6 separate regions of the Homo sapiens genome follow, and all the other regions are linked to region 5. A link is a loop called in an ENCODE intact Hi-C map of the cell type or tissue named here. Cell type or tissue: OCI-LY7. All regions are shown on one strand. Links, peaks and the distances in the headings refer to the core of each region. The heading gives the core; the rest is flanking DNA. Region 1 overlaps MOXD1 (monooxygenase DBH like 1). Region 2 holds the start of VNN2 (vanin 2). Region 3 overlaps CCN2-AS1 (CCN2 antisense RNA 1). Region 4 has its middle 10 kb from the start of TAAR1. Region 5 has its middle 120 kb from the start of MOXD1. Region 6 overlaps STX7 (syntaxin 7).

Evidence for each region. Hi-C counts contacts between places; a loop is a spot of excess contacts. Peaks named below come from ENCODE experiments on the same cell type or tissue, not always from the same donor. Only the 100,000 strongest peaks of a DNase experiment are listed, where the experiment ranks them.
Region 1: it touches region 5 in a loop (7-fold over the local background); 8 of 110 quality-filtered maps call a loop at or near these places.
Region 2: it touches region 5 in a loop (2.4-fold over the local background); 2 of 110 quality-filtered maps call a loop at or near these places.
Region 3: a loop joins it to region 5, with 5 times the contacts of the local background. A loop is called at or near these places in 23 of 110 quality-filtered maps.
Region 4: a loop joins it to region 5, with 4 times the contacts of the local background. A loop is called at or near these places in 2 of 110 quality-filtered maps.
Region 6: it touches region 5 in a loop (5-fold over the local background); 97 of 110 quality-filtered maps call a loop at or near these places.

Annotation. Positions count from the first base shown.
Region 1 is chr6:132,390,551-132,395,850 of GRCh38, reverse strand. All of the region lies in intron 1 of MOXD1 (monooxygenase DBH like 1), which reads left to right. Among named protein-coding and RNA genes, the nearest start is that of MOXD1, 8.3 kb to the left of the region's middle. In OCI-LY7, for the core only: a CTCF peak has its summit at 2,863 (motif pointing right); a DNase peak (open chromatin) is centred at 2,860.
Region 2 is chr6:132,754,983-132,760,282 of GRCh38, reverse strand. It overlaps VNN2 (vanin 2), which reads left to right and starts at 2,379. Exons shown (of 7, transcript NM_004665.6): 1 at 2,379-2,612; 2 at 2,737-2,867; 3 at 4,248-4,440. The coding sequence starts at 2,400. RefSeq lists an enhancer at 1-32. In OCI-LY7, for the core only: no CTCF peak of the experiment used is centred there; a DNase peak (open chromatin) is centred at 2,432; H3K4me3 peaks cover 4,046 bases; H3K27ac peaks cover 3,920 bases.
Region 3 is chr6:131,921,401-131,926,700 of GRCh38, reverse strand. All of the region lies in intron 2 of CCN2-AS1 (CCN2 antisense RNA 1), which reads right to left. Among named protein-coding and RNA genes, the nearest start is that of CCN2-AS1, 22 kb to the right of the region's middle. In OCI-LY7, for the core only: CTCF peaks have their summits at 1,442, 1,647 (motif pointing left), 2,927 and 3,142 (motif pointing left); DNase peaks (open chromatin) are centred at 1,650 and 3,120.
Region 4 is chr6:132,666,713-132,672,012 of GRCh38, reverse strand. No RefSeq gene overlaps it. Among named protein-coding and RNA genes, the nearest start is that of TAAR1, 10 kb to the right of the region's middle. In OCI-LY7, for the core only: CTCF peaks have their summits at 1,958 and 2,190 (motif pointing left); a DNase peak (open chromatin) is centred at 2,172; H3K4me3 peaks cover 449 bases.
Region 5 is chr6:132,276,495-132,281,794 of GRCh38, reverse strand. No RefSeq gene overlaps it. Among named protein-coding and RNA genes, the nearest start is that of MOXD1, 120 kb to the left of the region's middle. In OCI-LY7, for the core only: CTCF peaks have their summits at 1,787 and 2,000; DNase peaks (open chromatin) are centred at 1,834 and 2,094; H3K4me3 peaks cover 371 bases; H3K27ac peaks cover 283 bases.
Region 6 is chr6:132,482,077-132,487,376 of GRCh38, reverse strand. The region is part of intron 2 of STX7 (syntaxin 7); the gene reads left to right. Among named protein-coding and RNA genes, the nearest start is that of STX7, 28 kb to the left of the region's middle. In OCI-LY7, for the core only: CTCF peaks have their summits at 2,826 and 3,031 (motif pointing right); DNase peaks (open chromatin) are centred at 2,546 and 3,036; H3K4me3 peaks cover 2,114 bases; H3K27ac peaks cover 2,954 bases.

The DNA.
Region 1 (5,300 bases), core at 198-5,197, 110 kb before region 5:
AATTGTTGTATTTCTAAATATATATGCAGCTCTTGCTGAGTTGATCCCTTTATTATTACATAATGACATTCTTTGTCACTTTTTAGTGTTTTATACTTAAGGTATGTTTCACCTGATATAAGCATAGCCACTCATGCTCACTTTTGATTTTTGTTTGCATGGAAGTTCTTTTCCCATCCTTTAATTTCAGTTAGTATATGGCTTTACAGGTGAGATGAGTATGGTAAGCAGTGTATAGTCAGGTCATGTTTTTTAACCCATTCAGCCAGTCTGTATTTTTAAGTGAAAGTTTTAATTTGTTTACATTCCGGGTTATTATTGATATGTGAGAGCTTATTCTTCTTATTTTATTAACTGATTTCTAGTTGTTTTGTGTATCCTCTGTTCCTTTCTTACTCTCTTATTTTTTATTATTGTGGTTTTGTGGTTTTTCTGTAGTGGTAACCTTCTAGTCTTTTCCTTCTTTGTATGTTTGCTCTAGTAGTTTTTATATTTCATGTGTTTTAATGATATTAGATATTGTTCTTTCACTTTTGGGTGTAGGACTCCCTTGGCATTTCTTATAGATCTGGTCTAGTGGTGATAAATTCCCTCAGCTTTTGCTTGTCTGGGAAAGACTTCATTTCTCTTTCATTTTATAAAGAATAACTTTTCTGGGTATGGTATCCTTGGTTGGCAGTTTTTTTTCCTTTCAGCATCTTGAATATATCAGCCCATTCTTTCCTAGTCTATAAGGTTTCTGCTGTTAGTCTAGTCTGACAGACGTACCTTTATAAGTGACTTGATGCTTTTCTCTTGCTTTTTTGAGTTTTCTCTGTGTCTTTCACCTCTGATATTTTGACTATAATGTGCTGAGCAGAAGAACTTTTTGAATTGTATCTATATGGAGAACTTTGAGCCTCTTGTTTCTGGATATCTAAAGTTTTTTGCAAGACTTGGGAAGTTTTTATCTATTGTTTTGTTAAATAGGTTTTCTAACTCCTTCATTTTCTCTTCACCTTCTCAGATCCTAAATTCAAATACTTGGTCACTTTATGATGTTATATAGGCTTTGCTCATTCTTTTTTTATCCTTTTAATTTATTTTTGTCTGAGTTATTTCAAAATACCTCTCTTCAAGTTCTGAGATTCTTTTGCTTCATCTAGTCTGTTGTTGAAACTTTAGAATGTATTTTTTATTTAATTCAATGAATTCTTCAGTTGTAGAATTTCTGTTTGGTCTCTTTTTTTATGACATCTATCTCTTTGGTAAATTTCTCATTTATTTCCTGAATTGCTTTTCTGGTTTCTTTGCATTATTTTTCAGTATTCTGTTGTGTCTTACTGAGCTTCTTTAAAATCAATATTTTGAATTCTTTTTTGGGGGGTATTTCTTAAATTTCTTTTTGATGAGAATCTGTTGCTGGATAATTATGGTGTGCCTTTGGAGATACCATATTTCCTTATTTTTTCATGCTTCTTGTGTCCTTACATTGATCATTTGTGCATCTGATATAACAGTTGCTCCAGTTTTTTGAATTTGCTTTCATAGGGGATGACATTTCTTGAAGATTTATCTACGGTGTTGGCTGGGTAGGGCACTTTGGCCTTGACTCTAGGTGTGGGTGGTTGTATAGTCTCTGTGTAATTTTTCCAGCTGTAAACAGTGTCAGTGGTGTCTGTGATTTCCTCAGTGGTTTAGGGTGTGATTATTAGTGGAGGTTGTGGTGAAGTTTTGCTGGGAACTAGGACATTAGGTGGGCCAGTCTTTGGGCCTCAGTGGTGGCAGCAGTGGGTTGAGCATTAGCCTCTCCAGGTGCTGGGAATATCATGGTGGGTCAGGAGGATGGGCAGGTTATCATGCTTCTGGGTAGCAGGTATGCTGTGGCAATGGCAGTAGCTGTGGTGGGACAACTTTCTGGAACCCAAGTGGTCAGTGCTGGTGTTGGTGATGTCCATGATGAACTGGGCAAGCTGGTCCTCAGTCCTGCAGATGGCACATGAAAATGTATAGCTGCCTTTTTGTTGGGGTGGCAAGGTCACTTCCAGTGGCTCCTGCCTCAGCCCAACAGTGGTGTCTGTGGGTGATGAGTGTCAGTTGGGCTCCAGGGATATGGAGGTGCAGGGGCTCTTGGGCCCCCAGGCAGAACACATTCTGGCAGGGGCGGGGCTTTCATAATGGCACAGTGCTGCAGCTGCTTAGGACTTGGGGGTTTGTAGGACTCAGCATGAGCTCCCTGTCTAGAACAATGCCATTATGTGATCTCTAGGCAGTTCTCTGTGAGTCTCAGGGCCCATGAGAGTCCAGGGGCTCTCCTATGGCTAGCATTGTAGAATTCTGTGGCAGGAATGTGGACCACTTGGTGTCTCTCACTTACCCTTTCCTCACATTAAGGAGCCTCTCCGGGCTCCCAGCTGATCCCAGCTAAGCTGGCTTCCTTGCTTCCCTCTCCTTCCTTGCTTTCAGTGCTTCCCATCACTTCTCTGTTGAATTCCAGTATTCTCTCTCAGATGATCTATTCAAAATGTGATTATCTAATTGCTATTTTAGCTCCTCTCTCTGGAAAAGGTGAGTACCAGATGCATTTAGTCAGCCATCTTGAAGCTTCCTGTCTACATGCATCCTTTCTCTGTTGGCACTACTGAAATTGGGGGCAATCTTTACTTATTCTCCTTTCCTTTTCCCACCCCCTTCTCTGTCTGACACACACACACACACACTCACTCCACTCACAAGGAGTTGGAAGCAGTTGGTAATTTTTCAACTGTCCTCCTATTCTATACCCTCTCCACCCTAGAAAAAGACTTCTGAAATTCAGCAACCATATATTTTTCAGTAGCTGGCAATCATTAATTCAGGGTTAGATCCAATGAGACTACCTCCAGAGGGCAGTGTGACATTTACCTGCAGACCTGTGGAGTTAAGAAATCAGATTTTACTTAAGGCCACAGGCCCTTTAAAACTATATCCAGGGACCTGGCATATGGAAATTTGCGCTGCCCATTTTAACCTTTTTGACTCCTTCTGGAGATATTTCCGCAAAGAGGATATTAACAGGTATGATCAAGATGGGAAAGAAAAGAGAGAAATGTGGTTGTAAAGTGAAGCCTATCTCAACATAATCTATTGGATAAATTGTTCTGGAGCAGCTCATGCTTGTGGAAACATTTCCCTTGAATGCTGCCGAGGTCAGTTTCTACACCATCTTTCACAGAAGTGTCAGGGTGAGGTGGGAAGCCATCTCCTTTTGCACTGGCTTTTCAAAACCTCACTATTTTGTCTCAGTGAATCAGTTCAGCTCTCATTGCCCTGATGGATTCATGTCCTTTCCTTGTTCTTTGCCCCTTTTTGACACAGAGCAACTCCACCCCCGCCCGAATCATTTAGCAACTGTGAGTGCCCATTTGAGGCAAGTAATGCAGCCGATGAATGCTGAGTTTGTGTGAATTAGAGAAGAGAGCAACGTTGTTGAATATGCCTGTTGAATTTGCATGAAAATTGATTCACCCTTCTTATGGGGGTATAAATCGCTGGTGAATGGAGGCTGAAACATATGTTATCATTTCTTACAGCCTTGCTTGCTTGTCTCAAAAACTGAGGCCTGTGATGCGAAGTGTCTTCAGCAGCAGGGTAATTGCTGCCGGGCCACTTGCTGAGGAAGTGCTTGGAACTGATTTGAAATCACAGAAAACAGTGAGCATTCTTTGTGGTTAACGATGTGCTTCTTTTAAGCACACCCCAGCCAACGGCGACAAAGAAATGTTTGGAAAGCAAATTGAAAGGCTGTAAGGGAGAGATGAAGAGAGTGTGCAACCCTGACACAGCTCAGCTGGTGCTTTGTTAAGAGATATTTATAAGTCTTCAGATTATGCCCCCCAATTTCCAGGCAACGAAGAGACTTCTCCAAGTGTCGTGCTTTGTGCATTAGTAATAAGGACACATGCTCCACAGTAATGCTGGAACACAGGATGATGCTCTTCAGCTGTGTGCTTCTTCCTGGCGGAGCAGATGATTTCATAATTAGCCTGAGGAAACAGGCAGACCTAACAGCCAAGGAAACAATGCACCTGAATTGACAAACGAAGTTCAAGGCTTTAGGCAACCAATGGCATATTTCTAGAGTGTTGGAAGGAGAGGCAAGAGTCTACTTCAAAGAAACTGAATGGTGGTTTATTGATTTTTCATTTGTAATAGAGCCATATTAAAATAAAGTTACTGGTGAAGGGGATGAATTCATTACACATTGTCATGTTTCTGGAAGTATTTGATCCATACGTAATACAAAAAAACTGCGTATGGATGACTCACAATGCTTTTTATTGTAACTTAAAAAAAACTGGTAAAGAACTTTTAAACAGGAAAAACATTTCTCCAGGAAGCTTCTTCTAAATCTATTTCTTTTTAACTTGTTAAATTTCAGTAGAAAAAAAAAGCTGTTCATAAGGACACCATATAGCATATACGCAAAAATGTCTGCAAAAATAATTTCAAATGGATAATTTTTATTAACTGTAAGCTAGGGATTGTATATCTGAGTATCATACAAATAATGTATAGATCAGATTTAATTTATTATGAAGGTCTATCTTATTCATCTAATTTAGCCAAACATTGTGAGAAAATCTTGACGCCATTCTTTCTTTTATGAGCTAAATATTGATTTTTGCATATTTACTCGCTGCCTCTTAAGAGCTCATATTTCGGTTGATTCCCCTCAAACCTCCTACTCTTCCTTGCCTCTCCCCTCAATGTTTCAGGTGAGAAAACTAAACCTTAGGTAACTATTAAATGGCGTATTGGGCCATACAGATCAGCAGCCTGGATTTATTCCTCTGAGTCCCAGTTTGGTACTCTTCTTCTCCTGAAAGCAAACTGTAGCTTACATAAAAACATATGTTAATTTTCCTCCTAAATAGTGAAAGAACATGTATAATCAGATACATTTTAAACAAATTGATAAAATGAAATCATGGCATTTCTCTTACTGCTTTTATTCCACTATAAATGGCACACTGACACATTTCCATAATATGATTTTTATGATTTTTCATTCATCATATGCCATACCTTGTGATAAGTCCTTACAGTGTGTTCTCATGCAATTCTCGTGATAGTCCTGTGAGGTCAATATCTTATTACTCTCATTTTGTAGGTGTATAAATGTGGGCCTTCATGTCACAAAGCATGGAAATTGTCTGTGGCTGTCATATGACTGTTTCAGGAAAGTACTCAGAATGTTGGAATGTTCATTTACTGAATATTCACTGAATGTTTATTGAACACTTCGAGATGCTGGGGACACAACATTGAATGAGATAAAA
Region 2 (5,300 bases), core at 150-5,149, 480 kb before region 5:
GGATCACTTGAGCCTGGGAGGTGGAGGCTGAAGTGAGCCATGATCATACCACTGCACTCCAGCCTGAGCAATAGAGCAAGACTCTGTCTCAAAACAAAAAAACAAAAAACAAAAAAACCCCAAAAGACACGAGTGTTCAGACACTCAGTTGCAGACATTAAAAGAGAGCACAGACACATGTGCTGTTTTAGGTATAAAGGAAAGACTCTGGAATCAGGAATGAGAAGCGAACATCCTGCTCTGTCGCTCTAGCTCTCTATGCCTCAGATTCCTATCCTGTAATAAGTGGGCATTTGGGTTACATGATTTCTAAACTCTAACAGCACTCATAATCTATTATATACCAATCACCTATGCTAATTTACTAATTATACACTAGATAGTATGGTTATATACTAACAGTCTATTATACAATCTGCTAAAAATTCATAAAAATATCTATCCCTTTACATTTTCCACAAAAGGGCTTGACCATTTTTCCTGAATTATTTTTAGTTTTCTGCTCTATAGAGATAAGAAAAGTTATTCCTTTAATAGAAACTTCTATTCAAAGCAGAAAATATGAGCAGATCTTATTTATAGCCCCTAGGCCCCATTCTTAACAAAACATTTATCTCAGTAAGAAGGAAAGCACAGAATAAACTTTGTTTAATCGTACCTACTCTTCTATGCTGTCTAAAAGCATTTCCGTGACTTTTACCAAAGGGCTGGATAAAAATAAAACAAATCCTTTATTTGGCAGGATTGGGCCTGGGGAAGGGAGAATATGAATGTCCTAAGAAGGCATCTGAGATCACATCCTGTATTTGTTGTTATTATTGTTTTTTTTTTTTTTTTTTTTTTTGAGACGGAGTTTCGCTCTGTCGCCCAGCCTGGAGCGCAATGGTGTGATCTCAGCTCACTGCAGCCTCTGCCTCCTGGGTTCCAGCGATTCTCCTGCCTCAGCCTCCCGAGTAGCTGGGATTACAGGCGCCCACCACCACGACCAGCTACTTTTTGTGTTTTTGGTAGAGATGGGGGGTTCCACTATGTTGGCCAGGCTGGTCTTGAACTCCTGACCTCAGGTGATCTGCCTGCCTCGGCCTCCCAAAGTGCTAGGATTACAGGCATGAGCCACTGCACCTGGCCTGTTAGCATTGTTTTTAAACTCATTGTTGTTATTTGCTGCTAACAAAAATGTAAGTTACATCTTCTCCTTATTACAACACAGATGATCTTTATCACCAATCCTGGACTCTTCCCCTTCCCTGGCATCTTCCTCCAAAGCAGGGGGTGGGGAGGGAGGAAAAAGAAGGAGGAGAAGGAGTAGGAGGAGAAGGAGAAGTAGGGGGAGGATGGGGAGGGAAGGGTGAAAGAGAGAAAGAAGGAAAGAAGCGGAGTATCCTGAGGCCTGGGGCCCCTGAGCTGAGATTCCTCCTCTGGCCTAGGTGCCTCGGGGTATTGTTGCTGTAGGCACTAACTATACAGCAGTGAACAAACCAGACACAAAATCCTGCTTTTCTGGAGCACATGTTTTCAGTCCTTAATAGCAATAAGTAAGTCAGAGTGTAGATTTGGGTAAATTTTGTTATCAATATTGTCCTGTGTTACATTTTCTTAGTAGTAAGTATTTAATATTTTCCCCCCCGTCTAAAAATAAACACAATGTAAGTGACTCAACAGAACCAAAAAAATTGTTGTCAATTTTTAAATTTAATAAATGAGATATTTGTTGGGATGTGATTTTTTTACACGAGAGTTAGTTATGAGTTTCTATTAACAAAAGCTGGAATTGTTCTATATTTGAATTCGGGTGTCTTTTGGAAATTCAATATTAAATCTTAGTACTAATAGTACATGCTGTTCAATCCCTGTAATACTTTCTGATTGTCTTAAATGGACTGCAACTTTTCTTTCTTTAAAAGTGGTCAGATATATTGCGTTCTTAAGATTATAAAGTAGGCCAAGTGCAGTGGCTCACGCCTGTAATCCCAGCACTTTGAGAGGCTGAGGTGGATGGATCACAAGATCAGGAGTTTGAGACCAGCCTGGCCAATATTGTGAAACCCCATCTCTACTAAAAATACAAAAATTAGCTGGACGTGGTGGCGCGCACCTGTAGTCCTAGCTGTTTCAGAGACTGAAGAAGGACAATCGCTTGAACCTGGGAGGTGGAAGTTGTAGTGAGCTGAGCTTGCGCCACTGCATTCCAGCCTGGGTGACAGAGCAAACTCCGCCTCAAAAAAAAAAAAAAAAAAAAAAAAGAAGAAGAAGAAGAAGAAGAAGAAGAAGAAGAAGAAGAAAAATGATGATAAAGTAAAAGGCCAGTAACTGGCAGCCACATGTTATGCAAACATTCTCCCCTCTGTAAATACTACATGAATGTTATTTTTGCTTTCAGAAATCACTAAACCTTGGCCATGGTCACTTCCTCTTTTCCAATCTCTGTGGCAGTTTTTGCCCTAATAACCCTGCAGGTTGGTACTCAGGACAGTTTTATAGCTGCAGTGTATGAACATGCTGTCATTTTGCCAAATAAAACAGAAACACCAGTTTCTCAGGAGGATGCCTTGAATCTCATGAACGAGAATATAGACATTCTGGAGACAGCGATCAAGCAGGCAGCTGAGCAGGTATTCTCTTATTTCTGTTAATCATAATGTACACGAGGGGCATGGGAGCTGGTGGAAGACGAGAGAGCTGAATTGTCTGTGTTGTACATGGAAAAATCATTTTTATTTTGCTTGTTTTGAACAGGGTGCTCGAATCATTGTGACTCCAGAAGATGCACTTTATGGATGGAAATTTACCAGGGAAACTGTTTTCCCTTATCTGGAGGATATCCCAGACCCTCAGGTGAACTGGATTCCGTGTCAAGACCCCCACAGGTATTTTAACTATCTTAGTCTTTTGTGCAAAAGTAACTCTCTAAAATGCGCACGTTCACCAAAGCAAAATGATTGCTCTTGAATTACCATATATGTGGTATATGTTATGGTTATATTTATCTCAACATTTGTCAGATTTTAAAAAATTGTACTTAGATACTATTTAACAATCTTTTGTGATTGAAAATCTTTATTAAATTTTGAGAAAATGTGTAAATAGGGTATTCCTGCAAGAAAAACTAAGGGAAGAGATCTCATAGATACAAGTAGTAACTTAATTTCTGAAGTAGACAGTGGATTGTGTTAGGAATACATTCCAAAGCCTCTGCTGAAGGGACACCCTTTCAATGTTATAGAGTCTCTCCATTCCAGAGTTGCTTCTTAGGCAGAAAGACTTCACCATGTATTTTCAAGTGAATCATAAGACCTTATGCTTTGAAACTGCATTTTCCTAGGCTCACAAATCTAATTTTCCTGGGAAAAGGTTATCTAGAAACCTTCTAATATATATTAAAAATCTGGGTCCTACTGTCATCCTGGAGGTGTCAACGTGGCAGTTGCATGGACAAGTCTGGCATGAAAAGACAAAATTATATCTGGAGATAGAAAATCAAATGTCAGCATATAGATGGTGTTAAACACCATGATGAGTTCACCTGTGGAGTGAGTTAGAGAAGAGTTTAGGTATAAGGCTTGAGCACTAGGAAATTCTAGTGTTTAGACTCGGAAGAAAACGAGGAATCAGCAGAAGAGTCGAAGAAGAGCAACCAATAAATAGGAAAATGAGAGGGTGGGTCCAATAGAGAAGTGAGGTGTTTCCAGAAGGAGGTGTAATTAACTGTGCCAACTGCTGTTGAAAAGTTAAGATGAGATCAGGTAAAATGTGGGGGTCACTGCTGGCATTAGTAAGAGTTTGGGTGATAGAGATACAAGTTGGAGTGCTCTGAAAGGGAATGGGAGAGGAGGAACTGGCAACAGCAAGAGGGACTGATCTTTTGAGGAGTTTTGCTTTAAGAGAGAGATGAGGATTAAAGCAATATTTGGAAGGGCATGTTTGGAAAGGTCAAAAGAGGTTTTAATTTTATTTTTTAAAGATGGGAGGTACTAGAGGATATTTCATTGCTGATGGGATGTTTCAGTAGAGAGGAGACCCTTGATGAGGCAGGAGACCGAATAATGAATTTCTGGAGCAATAGATACCGTGTGGGAAGCATTCATCAAGTGTATAATCATCTGTGGCTTTTAAAGTATGATATTTTTAGGCATAGTTTTTGTATTAACTTAAGTTCCACTTAAGTGGTTACAGTTGCTATCGTTTCCATATAAAGTGACTAAAATATTTTTTTAAAATTGAAATTTCTTAATTATAATTTGGTTTAGATTTGGTCACACACCAGTACAAGCAAGACTCAGCTGCCTGGCCAAGGACAACTCTATCTATGTCTTGGCAAATTTGGGGGACAAAAAGCCATGTAATTCCCGTGACTCCACATGTCCTCCTAATGGCTACTTTCAATACAATACCAATGTGGTGTATAATACAGAAGGAAAACTCGTGGCACGTTACCATAAGGTAAGAGAGAGTGACGGACGTGTAAAATGGAGCGTGTTGTGAGTGGTCAATGCTGGGTTTAGGAGTTTGAATTTCATTCCCTATATGATACAATATTACTAGAGGGTTTTTTTGTTTTGTTTTGTTTTTTGTTTTTTGAAAGTGGGCAATAAAGAAAATGACACTTTTGGCTGGGCGTGGAGGCTTATGCCTGTAAGCCCAGCACTTTGGGAGGCTGAGGCAGGTGGATCACTTGAGGCCAGGAATTTGAGACCAGTCTGGCCAACATTGTGAAACCCCGTCTCTACTAAAAAATACAAAAATTAGCGGGGCGTGATGGCACATGCCTGTAGTCCCAGCTATGTGGGAGCTGAAGCAGGAGACTTGCTTGAACCCAGGAGGTGGAGGCTGCAGTGAGCCGAGATTGTGTCACTGCACTCCAGCCTGGGTGACAGAGGGAGACTCTCAAAAAAAAAAAAAGAAAAAAAAGAAAAAGAAAAAAGAAAATGACACGTTGTAAAAAACTACTCAGAAAAACATGTAGGCAGAGAACTGTTAAAAAAAAAAAAAAGTAGCATGATGGTCCAGGATTGAGATAAACTTTTTGCACATATAAAACAAATAATTTTAACATAAAAAAAGATACTAAGGTGACTATAATCTGGGCACTGTTTCAATAATTTTATATTTTTTTAGAGACAGGGTCTCACTGTTGCCCAGGCTGGAGTGCAGTGGAGCCATCATGGCTCACTGTTAACCTCAAACTCCTGGGCTCTAGTGATCCTCCTGCCTCAGCCTCCCAAGTAGCTGAGACTGTAGGCATGTGCCACCATGCTAATTTTTAAATATTTTTTTGGAAACAGAGTCTCACTACATTGCCC
Region 3 (5,300 bases), core at 129-5,128, 360 kb after region 5:
TTCTCCTGCCTCAGCCTCCTGAGTAGCTGGGATTACAGGTGCCTGCCACCACACCCAGCTAATTTATTTTGTGTTTTTAGTAGAGATGGAGTTTCACCATGTTGGCCAGGCTGGTCTTGAACTCTTGACCTCAGGTGATCTGCCTGTCTTGGCCTCCCCAAGTGCTGGGATTACAGGCATGAGCCACCACGCCCAGCCTGACTCATGCATTCCTATTGAACAGTACTACACTATTACATGTTGGTGTGTATATCCATTTAAATTGTTCAATAAATATAATTTTAATGGTTAAATACTGTACAAACTATTTGATAACCATTTTTTCCACTTCTCAATATGTCAAGAACATCTTGCCATAGCAATAGATAATCATCTACAACCTTGCAAAGACTAAAATGAATGAGAGATCCTTATTTGCCAGCATGAACTTACTGCTGAGCAAATTATTTGTGTTGGACCTCCATTCCTTAATTAGAACACCTCCTAAAATACTGAGGGCAGAGCAGAGAGGTAGCAGGTAGGGGAGCCCTGGACCATGCAATGAGATGTGTTTCCAAGAATCTAAGTACAGACTTGGATGAAAGGAGTATTTAAGAGCTAAACTTTTCATATTACATCTGCCCTAGTTGTAGTAACAATAAGAGACAATCATCTGTCAATAGCTTTTGTGGGCTATTCTGTCATTCAGGCTTATGCTCAAGCAATAATACCATTTTTAGGAGGTGACTATATAGTTGACAAACCATACAGCACCCACAGACTGCCTCTAAGCAACCAATACAAAACAGATTGATGAGACTTGCTGTACTTAAAGTCTTGTAAGAGAACAGGGAGTAATAAAGTCTCAAAATAGATTCTCTAATAAGAAAATTTTTCCTTAAATGTCAACTTTTGAATTTCAGCTCAACTATAGCAAATCTGTACTCCTCATACTTAAAGAATAATTATTCTTAGATGGAAATATACTGTATTTGATATATTGAATATACTGGCACAAAAAGGCTAAATTATTTCACAAGTTTTCAGATCCCAAAGGAATAGTTAATGGCACCAATACTCCTTGCACACTAAAAATTGTCTAGAGACAATATTCATCATCAACACTACTTCTCAGAGATGCAACATGGTTTTGGGAAAAAATTAGAGGTTTCTAGTGTTTCAACAACCTGCATTTAAATCCTGGATTCACATTTACCAGTTGTGTGATCTTAGAATGTAATTTAACCTTCCTAAACCTTTCCCCATCTTAAAAGGAAGCAGTAATAAATGCACTGTATGTCAACGTAAATATCAACATTTAGTATTTCATTCATTGGATCCTTTGAAGCATTTATTTTGTGCTAGGTACATAGTAGCTCATATATAAGTGCTAAGTAAAATTCTTTCTCTTTTCTTTTCCCCTTTATGTTACTTAAACATCTAACCCAGCTACACTGGAGAACACACAGGTAAAAGAGCAGAGATAGGAAGAAAATAAAAATAAAACATGACACCCTGCCATAAAAGACTAATAGGATTATATACAGTTTGGGTTTTTTTCCCCCTCATTTCGCTTGCCCCTAATGATTTTGTTTCAAAAGACATTGCAATGGAAGTCCACTGCAATAGAGTCATTTGCTCTTTCTTTTGTATTACACTGACATCGTGTGGCCATCTGAAGACGTCTCTAGAAATTGACAACTGTCATTCCCAGATTTTTAACCTTCAGCTGCAGAGATGCCATATGAGTAGTTGAATCTCTACATTTAAGAACCAAATGACAAAACAAGTCCCTTTTGGAGGCTTTAAACATATTATATACATAGATAATTCTAAGAATTCAGATTAGCTGAATAATTTGACATATTATTCTGTTATGGTTTAGATAGTTAATAAAATATTTATTTTTTGTTTGTTTTAGGGAGAAAGGTCTCATCCTGCCACCCAGACTGGAGTGCAATAGCATGATCATAGGTCACCACAGCACCAAATTTCTGGGCTTAAGCTATCCTCCTGCCTCAGCCTCTGAACTAGCTAGGACTACAGTCACATACCATCATGCCTGGCTAATTTTTTTTTTTTTTTTTGGTTGAGACAGGGTCTTGCTATGTTGCCCTGGACTGGTCTCAAACTCCTGGCCTCAAGCAATCCTCAAGCCTCAGCCTCCCAAAGTGCTGGGATTATAGATGCGAGCCACTGTTGTCAGTCCATTAGTCTTGATTTACACTTTAGTAATTTTCTTTTGTGATTTGGAGACAAAACTTTACAAACATTTTTGTAGGCCTTTAAAACTTTATATCCATAAGCACTGTATCTGGAGCACCTAATAGATGAAATATTGTTTTATGACAGGGCTTCCCAAGTCATCAGAATCCTTGGCATAGGATTTGTTAAAACAAAGATTGGTGGTCTCCATCCTCAGAGTTTTTGACTCTGTAGGTCTGAGGTGGGATCTGAAAATTTGCATTTCTAACAAATTTCCTGGTGATGCTGATACTCCTGGTCCCAGCACTACATTTGAGAACCACTGGTGTTGTGTTTGCAACTGCTAGGATTCAGAGCAGACCATGAGTGAGGTGAATTCCACTTAGAGGAGCAAGGGTATGTGCAGCTGTATAGAAGATATTTGATTTTTACCTCAAACTGCTTACCATGTGGCAAGAGGTACTGTCCGAAAGACATGGTGGTGCTGCAGTGGGCAGTGGAGTTCCAGTTTTTCTATTAATTTGTAGAAATCCCCTGGGAAGGTCATTGCCTCTCTCTGGGGTTCGGTGCTGCCTGCACAGAGTGAGTTTTGAGGATCAAAAAATTATGAGATAGCAGGGCACTGTATCCATGAGAGTTAATACTTTATCAGTATTAAGTGAGAAATCAAAATAATGTGGAAGCATAATATTCTTTATATGCAGTCTAAACACTAATGCAATGCAAGAGAGCAGGAAAACCTAAGTGAGAAAGAAGTGGTTTGGCACACCATTAGCTAAGGCTAAAAAGGCCCTCAGGACCAGCTACTCTCCCATAGCTTCAGAATACAATTGCTAAAAACCTGGAGTGAACTGAAGACTGTAACCTTATTTTACAAATGAGAGTACCAGCACGGATGAAATTGCAGTTGCAAACTGGCCTCTGAACCTAGCAAGACCCATGTCCAACAGCGACACCTTGTGGCAATGACTTAGATAGCTGCACTGAGGGACAGCTGACTCCAATGCTCTCTGTCTGGGGCTTGGAAGAGGACCAACTCCCTTTATATTGAATAATCCTGAGGAATTCTTCAATAATTTGGGGGAGAAAGTAAGACCTCAAAAGAGAGACACTGGATTCTTGCATAAAGAATAAAATCCAGGCATCTGGATTTTTTTAAATTACACAGAAAAATTGTGACCAGATTTGTATATTAAAAATCAGTAATATGGGTCATGTGTGTAATATAATATTTGTTTCTGCTGTGGGAGAGTCAAGCAGGACTCAGTCTTCTGTATCTAGATCTGTAAAGGGCTCCAATAATGAGAGAAGGAGCAGCTGTCACTGGTCCTACTCTGTTGTTAAATATATCTATGGGTGCTAAGGACTACTTGAATGAATAACCTCAGGTGTTAAGAATTTGCTAGATGGATTTATGTTTCTGAGCTGTAGATAAACTGAACATTCTCCCACTACAAACCTAGAAATTGTGGGTAAAATATAGCCAACATTATTTTAAATGCATTGTTGAGCTCTCAAGAAAAAAGAGGAATTCTACAGGGCCTTCAAATAATAATAAATTTAAAACTATGAGTGCCAAATAACACGGAGGCCACCTTGGAAGGGAGGAGAGTTTCCAGTCCCAGTAACCAAAAGTCTGCAGTTTTAGCACCCATATGAGCACAGAATGTAAAACGCTGAACCCAGCTGATGAAGCTGAAACTACAACCATCACCCCATGACCATCCCCCAATAAAGCCAGAACACTTACTGAACCAAAACTTCATTGAAGGGGTGGGTTAGAAAAAATCCACTCACTAGCACAAGGAGAAACAGTTTGATCTGTTTGGATAGGAAAACAATTTTCCTCACCATTTATATCTGTGAGTCTTCCCATAAAACTCCTTGAGGTTTGAAACAGTACTACCTATATGGTCTGAGAACCCCCAAGCCAGGAGATTAATAGTTAGTCCCAATATACAAATATCTCGGGTATCTGACTGAAGCAAACTGGAAACCTCTTCAGAGGGGCATAGTTCCAAGTCAGGTTGTAGAGGATTTCTACAGATGAAGTCTAAGATGAGTTCGCAATTCAAAATTACAAAACATAATTTAAAATGATCATCCATGAGAGAATGTTGGGATACAAAAGCAAGAATAATAGACCACAACCCACAAGTTAACAGAAAGGAGGAGCAGAACATCAGTTAGGGATGGGGATGGGATAAGGAATAGGTCTCCACTCCATGCAAGTGGAAATGACTGCTAGTGGCTCTCCTGAGCTCTGTGTTGAGAATGTTCTGAGGCCATGTCCAGGCTCCATGGGAAAGCTTCATTGTCATATTTAGTGTTCTCTTCCTATTAGAAAAGTGTGTTTATTTTTCTCTCTTTCTTTGTCAATCTTCTCAGACAAATGAAAACAATTTACTTTACCCAAAGCACTAAAAAGAAAAAAAAAATCGACACACATATTTATCTATTTGTCTTCCCTCCCTGCCCTCACCAGCACCTGTGACTGTTCTTGACACATAGAAGGCGCTCACCTGATTTTTAATTTTTATGGGTACATAGTAGGTGTATATATTGATGAGGTACATGAGATGTTTTGGTACAGGCATTCAATGGTAACTAAGTGCAGAATGGAGAATGGGTTATCCATCCCCTTAAGCATTTATCTATTGAGTTACAAATCATCCAATTACACTCTTTAAGCTATTTTAAAACATACAATTAAGTTATTATTGACTATAGTTACCCTATTATGCTATCATATAGTAGGTCTTATTCATTCTTTCTATTTTTTGTACCCATTAACCATCTCCACCTCCCCGCCAGCCCCCCACTACCATTCCCAGCCTCTGCTAGCCATTCTTCTACTCTCTATGTTCATTAGTTCAATTGTTTTGATTTTTAGATCCCACAAATAAATGAAAACATGCAATGTTTGTCTTTCTGTGCCTGACTTATTTCATATAATATAATGATCTCCAGTTTCATTCATGTTGTTTCAAACAACTGGATCTCATTCTTTTTTATGGCTAAATAGTATTCCCTCATGTATCTGTACCATATTTTCTTTATCCATTCATCTGTTGATGGACACTTAGGTTGCTCTCAAATCTTAGCTATTGTAAACA
Region 4 (5,300 bases), core at 64-5,063, 390 kb before region 5:
CAATGTTCTTATGTGCTTGACTTAAATGTCAAGCCCGTTTAAGTTTTGGATATTGATTTGTTGCTTAACAATTATTAAAGCCAAATTTATATTGCATCCTTACCTTTCTAAGAGAGATATGCCACATTCCTCAAAGTCAATCTTGTAGCTTTAATAGCACAGACCTTGATACAATGCAGTGTGAGGGTTAAGGTGAAAGTACACAATTAATATTTAAACTTATATATGTGGAACAATGATCATAATTAATCATATCTGTTGATGTGGTGTGGAGAATAAGAATTTTTCTTGGGACATTAGGAGAAGACTGGCAACATAAAGAAAGAGAATTTTTCTGGCTTGGAAAATAAATTTAAAGGGATCAATGAAAATACGTTAACAGAAGAGTGAGCTCTTTTAATCTTGCTATTTTGAAATTAGTTCTGTTTGGTGGTCCAGCTATAGAAATACAGCAAAGGTGCTTATCAGCATGAAAAGCTATTTAATCATCCACACTTTCTGGAAACTTTGGACTCCTGGCAAAGCAAATAGGGCCCAGGTGTCACTATGGTAGTAGATTATCTGATAAATAGTTAATATTTGGACAAGATGCATTCTAGACATGTTGACTGGATAAACTTTGGAGATATTAAAAATATTAGAATTAGAAATTCTGTTTTATTAGATTATGATGTTGATTAAATGAAACTGGTTTTGAACCAGTTGACTTTTTTTCTTCCTGTTTTTGGTAAAATTTTGTTTTGCTCCATTAAATAGAACTAACAGAGGGTTTGTTATCTCAATATGAGTAAAAATTAATTGAAAAGCCTGCTGTCATGTGTACCTAGCTAGTACTGGAAAACTAGTTGTTGTGGAGATCAATTACAAAAGCACTGTGGTAAGAAAATAAAATCTGATAGCCTGACAATAACTTCCTAAAATACACACCTGTAATTTAATTTTACTGGAAATAAATATGTGAAAGTTATCTTCAGAAACTGCTGATAAAATGTTATACTATTTTTATAGATTAAGACAATTACAAACACCATTTTGAAAATGATTTGAAATTAATGTTACTGTGTTGTTTCATCTGCCTAGCATTTAATTAATAATAGTCTACCCATTCATTCATAGACAGGTGTTAAGTAAAGTTCTCATTCATGTAGTAGCCTCATGTAGTTTCCCTCTCCAGGTATTTTAAGGATCTGTGGGAGAAATCAGCTAAAGAGATGGGAAACTCTTTAATTTAAATTAATTTTTTTTTTTTTTTTTGAGACAGGTTCTGACTCTGTCACCCAGGCTGGAGTGCAGTGGTATGAACACGACTCACTGCAGCCTCGACCTTTTGGGCTCAAGTGATCCTCCCACCTTAGCCTCCCAACTAACTGGGACTATAGGCATACACCACCACACACAGCTAATTTTTGTATTTTTTTGTAGAGATAGGGTTTCACCATGTTGCCTAGGCTGGTCTCAAACTCCTGGGCTCCAGCGATCCACTGGACTTGGCCTCCCAAAGTGAAGGGATTACAAGTGTAAGCCACTGCACCTAGCCTAATTTAATTTTTATTTGCAAATTCTTGGTAGTGGTTAGGAGCTAGAACCCGATTCAGACAAATCTGGGATCAAATTCCACAGCTGCTTCTTAGTAGCAACTGATTTAATTTTCAGTTCCTCTTTTTTTTTTTTTTTTTTTTGGTAAAGTAATGGTTAAAAACAACGTCTATTATTTAGAGGTGCTATGAGAATAAACGTGGGATTTCATGTAATTCCCTCAGCCTAGAGACTAGTACAGGGTTAGTCAAAGCTCTTCCTCCTCCCCTTCCTTCCTTCTTTTTCTCCTTCTCTTCCTCTTCCTCATTCTCTTTCCATGTTTCCTCTCCCTCCTCCTCCTCTCCTTTTCCCCTCCTCTTCCTTCCTCCCCTCTTCCTTCTCTTCCTTTTGCTTATTCTTCTTCTTTGTTACTTGTTACTTTCTTATTACTGACAATTGCCAAGCTTAGGCTGCACCTGCACACCCAGTATGTTCAGGCTCTGCCGTCAAGAGTTCCCAAGATGCACAACAAGGGTCTGAATAACACATGGTGGGAAATCCGCTATTGTAAATTGTTCTAGTTTCTCCCAAGCAATGGTAAAGGTTGTTTCATGCTGGGTCACTCCTTTCTAGAGGAGGAAGGATAAAAATCCACGTCTTACAAAAATTTGTAGAAGGCTGCCCTCTATAGGTACATGTAAATATAATATCTGGGTAAGAGATTCAAAGTTCAATTAGAAATTAGCATTCAAGGTGTAGTTTCTTAGGGATGGTTCAGAATGAGAAAATACTCTTCCTGAAATGTATAAGTTGAGTGGCTTGTTGACATGCTCCTCCATTTCTGGTGGCCAACGAATGGATATATAGACAATCCTCTAACGCTCCACTCTGCAATAATTCAGAGTAGGTGGTATCACGATGAGTTTATTTATCAGTCATCTTGTTTTCTGAAAGGAGTTTTGGGAGATGAATGAGACCTGCTAACAATTGGTCTGTCCTCAGGGCTCTGAACTGAACACAATTTTTGGAGGACCACTTTGCTTTTTAACCTCCATATTATTATTAGCTTCCTTAACTATTATTTACTGAGCTTCTACTGAGTTCCAGGGGCTGTGATAAACCTTTTATACAGAAATATTCCAAATATACTAAGATATTTTTATGTAAATGCTCTTGATGTGCTAAGATATTTAGATAGACGTGCCCCGTTATAATATTTTATCTAAAATGTAGGGATCTACATGAAGTTCTCTACACAGTGAACCAATTCAGTTGCTGTTTGATTCCTAACCCAGAAATGGCTTCATATCTTTTGCAATGTTAGTAGAAGACATTATTGTCATGTTCTGTATTTATACACTCTCTAGTTATCATAATAATTATTAATGCTGAACTGCATTGTAGCTTAATCTTTAAGGAAATATATTATTTACTACCCTTTGTAGTCAGGAATAGAGTGATATAAAGTTGTCTTACATAGGGAATCTATTTCAGTTCTGGTTCTCAATACTTTAAGTTCAGAAAATCATTTCTCTAAATTCCATCAGATATGATCAGACTATTGGAAACTGAGCCATTTTTTTTTTTCAGGCAGAGTCTTGCTCTGTCACCCAGACTGGAATGTAGTGGTGAGATCTCGGCTCACTGCAACCTCCGCCTCCCATGTTCAAACGACTCTCCCTGCCTCAGCCTCCTGAGTAGCTGGGACTACAGGCATGCACCACCACACCCAGCTAATTTTTGTATTTTCAGTAGAGACCGGGTTTCACCATGTTGGCCAGGATGGTCTTGATCTCTTGACCCCGTGATCTGCCCGCCTCGGCCTCCCAAAGTGCTGGGATTACAGGAGTGAGACTGAGCCACTTTTAACAGAACTCACCAAAGATGATTTCTAAACCAGAATGAGTCTAGTCATTTACACACATGGGAGAAATAAAATAGCAGCACAAGGAGATAGAACTTTGGAGATAGGCCTGTGTATAATCACCAAATTCCTTAGCTTCCTTGAGCATCAGTCTCTTTAACAAAAATGGGATTAATGTTTCCAGACTCTTGGTATTGGCAAGAGGATTAAATTTGAAAATGCAATACAGGACCAGATATCCAGTAAGCACTCCGTAAGTGATTGATTGCTTACTACTAAGCCAGTCGGATATACTTATTTCAGAACAGCAGTACCTTCATGATATAAAACTGCTTGGGAAACCTAATATTACTTATAAATTACTTGCTAAAAATTATTTTAAAATCAGAGTAAAGGGAATTTATCTGCTTACAGAATACTTTTTAGAAAGCCATGATAGTTCTGTTGGATCATCTTTATACACAATAGGAATAGAACTGCACAACTGACCATATCCCACGTCCCATGCCAGGAAGCACTCAGTTCTGGACAAAGCCAGGTCTATGCCAATGTGATTTCAGGGGATTTAAGCCACATTGTTTGTATCAAGACCTTTCTCCTGCCAGCCCCAAATTCCACATGTGGAGACATTTCTTTATGTATGGAAGACCTTATGATTTGCCTGTGTACTTTTAATGGTGAACATCTCTAGCCATGGTCATATTCATTTTGCTGCTGAAAAGTTGGGGCCCCTGACAACTGTATTCCTGAAAAGATGGACTCTCAAATGAAAAGAAGAGAGCATCTGAAGAAAGGGGAGGTGGAAGGAGGTCAGACAAAATCTTCACTAACTTTACTGTAAAAAATTGAGGGATGAACAGGAAAGAGGAAGGACCCTCATAACAGAATTCTGAAGCCTGAAACACTTCTGGAACAGTTTCCAAGAAATAACCAATTACATCCCGGGTAAGCTTATAAAGAAGTTTATATACAGTGTTTTGTGGAGATAAGACTGTTTTCTTTTTATGCCAGCAGAAAATAGCTAAGCTTAAATGTAAGCATCTAATGCAATTGTAAAGACTGATATCCTTTTCCTTATTTTTGCCTCAGTCAACTGATTTTTTTAATATTGCAAATTATATTTTTACTTTAGTTATCTTTTGTATTTTTAGTGGAATGGACAGAAGAATCTTACCAGGAAAATGGCTTTGAATTCCCATCTTCTTGCTTTGATTAATGGTAGGAAGTTCTCATAGTATCTCTTCTATAGTCTATATCAGGGGTCAGTAAACTATTTGTTGTACATAATGTTTTTTTGGAACACAACTGCACTCACTCATTTACTATTGACTATGACTTCGTTCATATTACAATGGCAAAGTTGAGTAGCTGCCACAGATCTGTGGCCTACAAAGCTTAAGATATTTATTTTCTAGAAATTGCTGATTCTTAGTTTGTGTAATAAACAAAACCCCTATAAATATAAAAGTAAACATTTTACTCCTTGGTTATGCATTTCACAATTTATCATCACCTGAAAGGATTTGATTTTTTAATAGTGCTGGCTGATTTTGCTACTTTTCTTCTATTATGATGGAAAACAGTCAATATTTGTGCCAGTTACACACCGGCCTGTGCACCTGCTTTCAGTACCTCTTTAACAGTCAGAGCATTTTAAGTACACCTTAGTTGATATTCAGTCCCCGTAATGGAACCAACCTCTTCACTTATAGGGCACCAAACTCCTTAATCTCCTGAGACTGATTCAAAAATAAAAAGTGCACCAAGCTCCCAAACTCTTCTTCTTATATTAATACTTTGTTACCCATAAACTCTGTTGTCATAAGCTAACTTGAGCTAAAATATCTGTTAATATTAGTGGGTGTAGTCCTCAGAGAATTTCTTCTTCATTTATTGCTTTACATTGAAGACACTGTGGGAA
Region 5 (5,300 bases), core at 74-5,073:
AATTCTGAGCTGGCCATAAATATGTTTTTTGCAATTCAGCAGCTTCCAGGCTTAAATGTCAGTGCTCTTCAGCATTTCATTTTCTCCTGAGGGTTCAACATTATTTGTATCTTGATAATTCCTGGCCTCCAAACTGGACTAGACATAGCAACTTGGAGTTATGCATTCATTTCAAATGTATTATATCCCCAACAGAACTCATCTTACTCTATAATTCTTTGTTCTTATCTATTTCCTGCTTTAGTGAATTGGCACCACAGTGTTCTCATTCACATAGCCATAAACTTGGAATTATCATAGATTTCATTCATTTATCCAGTCCTCACAATCTATCTGTCCCTGTGTCTTAAATGCTTCCTGCCATACTCACTGTTAGAGGTTTAACTCAAGTTCTTCTTATCTCTCATCTGTTCTTTTACCGTATTTTCCATTTCAGTGACCCCAAAACCTGGAAGTGAGGGAGAATTACCTGGCGTATTTTGTAAAAATAAATATTCCCAGTCCCCACCTCATACCCATTGAAGCATGAGAGTAGAGGATGAACCTAGAGCATTCCCAAATGATTAACTAACCAATGTGGTGGGTTTTTAAAGATACTCATCAGCCGGGCATGGTGGCAGGCACCTGCAGTCCCAGTTACTTGGGAGGCTGAGGCAGGAGAATGGCGTGAACCCAGGAGGCAGAGCTTGCAGTGAGCCAAGATCGCACCACTGCACTCCAGCCTGGGCAACAGAGTGAGACTCCGTCTCAAAAAAAAAAAAAAGATACTCATCAGTAGTCTGTTTTGTTTGTTTGTTTGTTTGTTTGTTTTTGAGATGGAGTTTCACTCTTGTTGTCCAGGCTGGAGTGCAGTGGCATAATCTCGGCTCACTGCAACCTCCGCCTCCCGGGTTCAAGTGATTCTCCTGCCTCAGCCTCCCAAGTAGCTGGGATTACAGGGGCATGCCACCATGCCTGGCTAATTTCTGCATTTTTAGTAGAGACAGGGTTTTGCCATGTTGCCCAGGCTGGTCTTGAACTCTTGATGTCAGGTGATCCACCCACCTGGGCCTCCCAAAGCGCTGGGATTACAGTCATGAGCCACCGCGCCCAGCCCTCATCAGTAGTTTTATTGTGACATCGTATCAGTATGCATTCCTTACATAAGCCCACTGACGCCCAGGCTGCTCTCTTCTTTTGTCTTTCTAGAAAGTGCAGCACTCTAATGTGACAAAGAGAGACCGCGGCTCCAGTTTCTGCAGTACAGCCCAGAAATGTCTCAAGCTCACGAGACTGTACAAGTCAAAATGCAAATTGAGAGCCAGTATTATGAGTTAGAAAATTATCCAGCTAAGCTCTTCATAATTGAAAACCTAACTGCAACATGAGTAATACAATTATATTCCTTAAAAATTTATCTTTTTCATGGCTTGGACAGGTGGATTGTTATGGATGGATTGCTTAAAATAAAGCTTTCCTTTAGTTTTGCTGAGAGAATTTTAACCTAGTAGTGGAAACAAGTGACAAGGTGCAGCTGAGAATTCTCTACATTGAATGGAGACTCTGCTCAGGGACCGGTGAAAATCCCCCAGATACAAAGAAAATAGCTCTCTGTTTCGTTGAACCAACACTTGATCATCTCTAACAGGAAAACATTCTCTAAAAGAAGAAAATTTTTATAAGTAGAGGGAAAAAAAGAAAACTAAGCTGTTACAAAATTTCTCCATAAAGCTTCTGCTTATGTAAAATATATATATATATATACTTTCAAAGTGACAGTGCTGATTGTCAACTCCAGGTTTTGGGACCGAAGTTGTCTGCGGGTTCCCTGCGGCAGCGCAGCTATAATTGATGAAGAGGCGCCACCGTGTGGCATGGACGAAAAATGACTCGAAGTGGTGACAAACCAGTAAATAGTTGTCACCTTTGTTTTCTTGCCTTTGGAACTATTGAACTCATTACGACTTCCCCGTTTCATCTCCATCCAAATGCAATAGATGCTTGGTGTAAACATTCCTTTTTCAGCCCCTGGAATCTTCTGGGATAAGACAGGACACAGAGCTGTTTCTCAAAGTGAGAATGTTTGCTTCTTTCGGAGTGAATTAGGAGCACAGTGCCCTCTTCTGGTAGATCTGGCACTTTGCAAAGAGAGTCGTAAATTCTTTCCTAAAACAACCCAAAGTAAGACTTAAAAGAAGGACTTCAATATTGCCATATGGTTGGGTGGACATTTGAAGATCTGCATAGGAATCTCAAATGCAATACTAATGGGATTTACTATTATTATTACATAATAAAGACAAGAAATGTTATCTTACTACAGCTTTTTAAAGGAAATTTGTTAGGAAGTATTGCTTTTGGACCCAAACAGTGTTTCCTTCACAGTGTCTTGTGTACATTCGTGGAATATATTGAAAAAAGTGACATGGCCACATATTTCTATTCACTTCAAACTGAAACAACTAAACAAACAATAAAATGCACCCAAATTCATTATTCATGTCCATTTGTAAGAAACGCTGCTAAATTAAAATTTTCAGTCTCAAGAAACTGAATGCTTGGCAAGTGTCTGGCATAATGGAAACACATTGGCACCATTGATTTTTTAAATAAATAGGAAGCTTCGCATTATATTATCTGTCTTCAAGAATTCAGATATGGTCCTTCTCATGAAATAGATGGGTTAGGCAATGAAAGCTGCGCACATTAATTTCTATATTTTAAGTATGCTTAAAGGAAGTTTATTACACTAGAAGGTAAAGCCCTTGTTTTCCAGGAATGCACTGACTACTGACTAAAGAAGCAGACAACTACCTACTATATTTTATTTTTTAAAAAATGAATCAGATTGTTCAACAAAGTGAATTTATCTAATAATAAACTACATGTTAATTTAGTTTTCCCCAAAGGAGATATACTTCTATGGCTAATTTTGTTATTTTCTCAACTTTTACAATAAAGAGAGTATAAATGAAAATGTAACTAATATAAAATTGTTTGCATGTTATGGCCATCCTATGACGCTTATTCCTGCCTTCTGAATAGTTATATAAGGTAGAATTTTGAGATCATAAGACATCCAGAGATGAGAAGTTTCCTTTTTCATTTAATTACCTTAGTACACAATCTTCAGAACAAAGTAGGTGACATTGACTTCTACACTAGGGGACTGCTGTTAGCCATTCTGCAGTGTTCTGGGAGCTATTTAGGACCTGGAAACTGGCAGACCAATTCTGGGAGGATCAGATTCTGCAAGACAAAATACACATAGGAAATTGCTAGAAGAGAGGGTTTTGAATGTTCCCAACACAAAGAAATGATAAATATTTGAGGGGATGGAGTGCTAATTACCCTGATTTTTATCATTACACATTGTATACATGTATCAAAATATCACGCTATACTCTATAAATATGTAAAATTATTATATGCCAATTAAAAATAACAGTTAAAAATTACCCATAGGATTTTGCTTCCTCAAGTTGAGGACTCTGAGGTTGAATTTAAGGCACACCTCACATAAGAATAATTTAACTTAGGGCCATGCATGGTGTCTCACACCTGTAATCCCGGAAGTTTGGGAGTCTGAGCTGGGTGGATCAACTGAGGTCAGGAGTTGGAGACCAGCCTGGCCAACATGGTGCCCAGTTTCTACCAAAAAAATTCAAAAAATTAGCCGAGCACAGTGGTGCACGCCTGTAGTCCCAGCTACTTGGGAGGCTGATGCAGGAGAATTACTTGAACCTGGGAGACAGCGGTTGCAGTGAGCTGAGATTGTGCCACTGCACTCCAACCTGGGTGACAAAGCAAGACTGTCTCCCCACAGGCCACCCCCCGCCCCCCAAAAAAGAATACTTTAATTCAGAAAGAATAAAGCATGCCAAGAGTTAAATTTGCCCTTTTCCACAGAACAGATGGTGCCTGTTTCTGGGACACAAAGCCAGACAAGAGTTTCTTAATGTGTTTTTCTCTTTGGTTTTAATTTGAAGGTTCTAGAAAGATGGTAGTTTGAAACTTTCTCCCACACTGGTCAGGTTTAATACCTGACTTTCCATTATTCCTTTCATGCAGTGAATCTGATACTCTCCTATAAGCTCAGCATATTCCAGGTACTTAGAGAACGGTAGAGCAAGGGGAGGAAATATTCAATCTGTTTTTCAAGATTTATAGTCTGGTCAAAGCAATGTCTCCATATAAGAAGCAATGAGGCACAGTAAAAAATGAAATACATTGGCTGTCCTGCAAGCCAGGGGAAGGAATGGAGTTCTACCCAGTGAGTGTTTTCCAAGGCCACACTTTTCACGTCCATTTTCTCTTTCAACCCTGAAAAGTCTGTAAGGAATTTCCAGACATACAAGTGTATGATGTGAAAGGTCACATACCAGTCAGGCAGAGAATCTGGAATAATAATAACAAAGATTCTAATGATATAATGCAATAGGGTTTGGCTGTGTCCCCACCCAAATCTCACCTTGAATTGTAATAATTCACATGTGTCAAGGGCAGGGCCAGGTGGAGATAACTGAATCATGGGGGCAGTTTCCCCCATACTGTTCTCATGGTGATGAATAAGTCTCATGAGTTCTGATGGTTTTATAAATGGGAGTTCCCCTGCACAAGCTTTTTCCTACTGCCACGTAAGACGTGGCTTTGCTCCTCCTTGCCTTCCACCATGATTGTGAGGCCTCCCCAGCCATGTGGAAGTGTGAGTCCATTAAACCTCTTTCCTTTATAAGTTGCCCAGTCTTGGGTATGTCTTTATTAGCAGCATGAGAACAGACTAATACATTGTGATAATAACTAGGAGACAGACTTTATTGAGGTTAATTTACATGACATTTACTATACTATATAACCATCCTATGAGGTAGGTACAATTATTTTTAATGTTGTAGATGAGAACACTGAAGTTTAGTGAGATTAGAAAATTTCTCTTTATTCCTTCCTCCAAAATAATAAAGAATACTCAGTGAGGATTTAGACTCTGTTCCATCTGAGCATTAGATCCATGTTCTTGGGTCTCTGCTAGGATGCTCTCTTGTCTGGACACTGAAGCCCACAAGTCAGACACTACTGCACCATCTTCAACATTTCTTCTCCGACAGCATGAACCATTATGCCAATAAGAGTTCGGGGGAAATCCTAGAGGCTGAAAAGTTATTTGGATCAAGACACAATATCTTCAGGTGCTTTCTGTTCCAAACCAAATATCTCTCAAAGGTTTAATTCTTTAGCTAGTGTTTCCCACTGGTCACCAGAAAAGAGATCCCTGGCCAAATAAAGTTTGCAACATTGCAACAGTTCAGCAACATTAAAAAGAC
Region 6 (5,300 bases), core at 258-5,257, 210 kb before region 5:
TCCTGTGTTAGTTTGCTGAAAGTGATGGTTTCCAGCTTCATCCATATCCCTGCAAAGGACATGAACTCATTTTTTTTATGGCTGCAATTAAGAGAGTATTATAAACAACTTTATGACAATAAAGTTGACATCTTAGATGAAATGGATAAATTCCTTGATAGACACAAATTATCAAAGTTCACTCAAAAAGAAGTCAGTAACCTGCCTAGCTCTATATCAAGAAATTGAAATTACAACTTAAAACCTTCTCACAAAGAACCAGACTCAAATATCTTCACTAATGTAATCTATCAAATATTTAACTAATTGTACACAAACTGTTCCAAAAAATTGAAGAATTCGTTTTAGCAGGTCAGCATAATCCTTATATTGAAACCAGATAAAGACAGTAAAAGAAGAGAACACTACTAGGCTGGGTGCAGTGGTTCATGCCTGTAATCCCAGCACTTTGGGAGGCTGAGGCTGGCGAATCACCTGATGTCGGGAGTTCAAGACAAGCCTGGCCAATATGGTGAAACTCTGTCTCTACTAAAAGTACAAAAAATTAGCTGGGCATGGTGGCGGGCACCTGTAATCCCAGCTACTTGGGAGACTGAGGCAGGAGAATCGCTTGAACTGGCAGCAGGAGGTTCCAGTAAGCTGAGGTCACGCCACTGCACTCCAGGCTGGGCATGACAGAGCAAGACTCTGTCTCAAAAAAAAAAAAAAAAAACCCAGAAAAAAACACTACACATCCATTTCATCTCATGACATAAATGCAGAAAATTTAAACAAAATTTAACTAATCAAATCACCAATATTTTAAAAGGATGTAACAAGTGGAGTATATCCCAGGAATTCAGGGTTGGTTTAATACTGAAAGAGCAATAAATATTGTTCATTATGTTAACAAACTTAAAAAGAAAACCTATATAATCATCTCAATAGATGCAGAAAAAGCATTTGACAAATTCTACTTCCATTCCTAACAAAAATTCTCAGTAAACTAGGAGTAGAAGTGAGCTCTTTAACCTGACAAAAGATCATCTATGAAAACTTACAGAGTGTCACACTTAATGGTGAAAGACAGAATGCTTTCCTTTATAAGATCAGGAACAAGACAGGGATGTCTTGCCCTCACCACTTCTATTCAGAATTGTACTAGAGGATCCATCTAGTGCAGATGGATAATATAAACAAATAAAAGGACTTCACATTAGGAAAAAAAGAATTAAAACCATTTGTATTCACAGACATAAATGTCTATGTAGAAAATCTGATGGAATCTACAATTTAAAAAAGCCTGCTAGAATAAAAAAGTCAATTTAGTAAGTATCTGATCAATGTACAAAAATAAATTGTATTTCTCTATACTGGCAATGAGCAATCAAAATAAAAATTTGAAATTTAAAAAGCTGGCATTTACAATAACATCAAACATTATGAAATACTTAGAAGGCAATATAAGTGAAACACTTGAACACTGAACAGTACAAAATATTGCTGAAATTAAAGAAAGCTTATATAATTGGGAAGATATACCTTGATCATGGATCAGAAGACAATATTGTTATTTGAACAGACACTTCAACAAAGAAGATATACAGATGACAAATAGGACATAAAAAGATGTTCAACATCATTAGTTATTAGGAAAATACAAATTAAAAGCACGGATACCACTATTAACCTATTTGGCAAAATTTAAAAGACGGAGCATACCAAGTGCTGGAGAGGATGTAGAGGAACAGAAGTTTTCATACACTGCAGGTGGAAGTGTAAAGTGGCATCACTTTGTAAAATAGTTTGACTGATTTAAGAAAGCTAAATGTAACACCTGTCATACTATCCAGCCGTTCTACTTCTATTTATCCACACACAAAAATTAAATATATGCCCATACAAAGACTTGTAGGGCATATACTTATAGGAGCTTTATTTGTAATGGACAAAAACGGGAAACAACACAAATGTCCATCAATAGTGTTGTATCATACAGTGGAATACTCAGCAATAAAAGGAATGCACTATTGATATACACAGCATGGATGAATCATAAAATAATTAGGCTAACTTAAGCCAGACACCATCCTTTTTCAAAAACGAATAAATACTCTGTGATTACATTTATATAAAACTTTAGAAAATGCAAAATACAGAAAGCAACAGAAAGCATATTAGTGATTGCTTGGTGATGGAGGGGGGAAGGAACAGATATGCAGGAGGGAGGAAATTGCAAACTACAACAAGGAAACTTTTGAGGGTGAAGAATCTAATAACTGTCTTAAGTGTGATGATGGTTTTACAGATGTACACATATGTCCAAACTTGTAAAACTATAGTTTATGCGCTTTGTCAGTTGTACCTCAATAAAGTGGCATTTAAATAAAAAACGTTAATAAGAATATTCCTATTATTCATTTCTGACCTTCAAGAGAACAACAGACTCTGTTGAGCGCTTACTATATCCAGTACACGGTGCCTACCTATATTGTTCTCGGTTAAAGTTTATGACAGCTGAGAAATAGGTGCTTTCTCACTGTTGAAGCAATTATAGCTTGGAGACATTAGGTAAATTGCCCAGGGTCAGCAGCCAGGAAGAAGTGAGATATCAGGCTGTCTGGCTCCAACTCTACTTGCTGGTCAGCCTTCAATTGTACTTCTTCCTCAGTGTGATGTGGCTGAGTCTGTGTTGGAATCTCAAAATCACCTGTCCAGGGATTTTACTAACCATTATTTTTTTTTCTATGTTTGGCTGTTACAAGTTGGTTATTTTACGTTGAAAACAGATGTTTTCTGCTAAAAGAGAAGATAGCTATTCTTAGTTATTTGGAGACAGTTCTTTAAAGGTACTCTGTGTGTGTGTTAGGTTGATCTGCCATGCCGCCACAGCCTGGCCAGTCTCATTTGTCAGACAGCATCCATTTGCTGGTGAAGTCTGACGGGTGGTAACATTATGTATTAATAGCCCCTGATACCAAATTCAGCCTACAATTTTATGACAAACTATTCTTTACTGTAAAGCTTTTTTCTTAAATAATCCACTAGATGGCAGCAGACCCACGTGGAACAGAATGGATCTTCATTGCTGTAGAAGAGCCAGAAACGGGACACTGTTTTGTTTTTGATGACCCAGTAGTGCATCTTTTTCGGATGTGTAGGAAATGGTATTATTTTTCTGTTATGAAAAATGTAACATACTCTTTGAAGTCACGTCTGTGGAAGTGAGTAGTGGTACAGATAGTTCAAAATTGTAGATAATGCAAAAATAATTTTTTCTTTGTATTCTCGTAGAGACACATGTTGATTTAATCCTACCTGTATGCATTAGATGAACTTTTCTTCAAGAAACTGTTTATTCTTAATTCTTTTTATGGTTGGAAAGACTGCGGCTTGTTTCATGAGTTTTTTTCTTTAATTGGACCTATGCCAATCAAAATAGAAGATGACTGTCCTATAAATTCATAGCACCTAAGGCTAGATAATGAAGTGAAATCCTACAGACTGGACTTGGGAGAAAGTAGGAGGATTATTTATTTTTCCAGATCACCATACTGCTTGTCATCTGACTAGAAACCTCTTATCTCCCTTTCTCTAAGCTTATTTTTCTCAAGCATTTTTGAACATGGTCAATTGGGGTGTCGCAGAAGATCCTGTGAACCACATATCCTACTATCCATACCTTCTAGAAGGGGAAGAACTTAGGAGATGGCCAAAAACCAGAGAGTAATAACATGATAGAGTGCTAACAATATTTTTGCAGCAAATATGCTATAAAAATGCTCATCCAAAACAATGAAAAAGTGTTTTGTTTCTAAATTAGTATAAGAGCAGCAGATGAAAATGAGGTACTCAAGCCAGCACCTATGATGGGTGAATAGCATATTCTGAGAATCAAAGAACTTCAACTCAGTGTACATGCATGTTCAATGGAAATTTTGTGACATTGTTAAATATTTTACTAGATAGACTTAATGCAGTGACTGCAGTAGGCCCTCCTTTTCCATGGATTCTGCATGGATTCAACTAACCATGGAACAAAAATATTCAGAAAAATTTTAAAAATAAAACACAGTACACTATAACAATTTACATAGCATTTATTATATATTAGGTATTGTAAGTTGTGTAGAGGTGATTTCCAGGAGGATGTGCATAGGTTATATGCAAATACTATGCCATTTTATATTAGAAACTTGAGCATCTGCAGATTTTGTTGTCTTTGGGAGGTGGATGGAGGGAGGCATGGAACCAATCCTCTAGGGATAGTGAAGGATGACAGTACATTCAAATAACATGCCAAGTTGAGTTTTTAAATACAAGGTTTTAGTAATTTTTAATAACTGAGGACAAAGACTGGCCAACTTTCCCTGTAAAGGGCAGATTCTTTTAGACTTTCTTTCATTTTCTTTTTTTTTTTCTTTTTTGTTAACCCTTTAAAACTGTAGCAACAGTTCTTAGCTTGGAAGTCTGTACAAAACCAGGTTTCAGGCTCTACGGGCCATAATTTGTTGACCCTGGTGTAGGAGGCTAATGCTAGTAGTATATAAAATCAAGTCTGTGGAATCTTGGCAGTTCATAAAACCCAGAGAAAGAGCAGGCGTTTCTTCCTTGATCACTTTCAGCTGGGAAGAAGGATCCTTGTGATCCACTGCCAGACCTAAACTTACTTTGAGCACTGCTGGAAACATCTAACATCTCAATTCAACTCCTTCAAATTACTTCTTCAATCTAGACACACTTATTTTTTCTTTGTTTGCTTTGTCAACTGTCACACACCTGGATTATGAAATAATGTGTTTTAACATCTTTTACTTTCAGTCCTTTTAGCACATTGAAAAAAGTTTTTTGAAAACCAAGAAATCTACATTCTAACCCTAGCTCTTGTACTAAATAGCTATAGTTTTTGGAACAAGTTATTCTGTCTGGTTCTCAACTTCTTTGTTTATAAAATAGGATTGAACTAATACCGTATAATATTTTTTCCAAATTTGATTTAGTAGTTTCAGATTTATGTTCCTATAAGCCCTTTATCACCTGATCAGATGATGCCTTTAATTGATCCTCAAGTGTAGACCTGCTCAATTTAAAGGAATGCAACCAAATTAATGTTCACGTTCAGAAGCCCTCTCGCTGTGCCTGGTACGTAGCAGATGCCCAGTAAATGTTTGTCGAGTGAATCAATGAATGAATAATAAATGGGCATAACTACCTTTCTTAACTCTCCATTTATTTATGCTGTATGTTTTAGAAATATATATTATTTCTTACGTACGTTTTGATCTTCCCAGTATTCTTTTTATGGTTCACTCATAAAACTA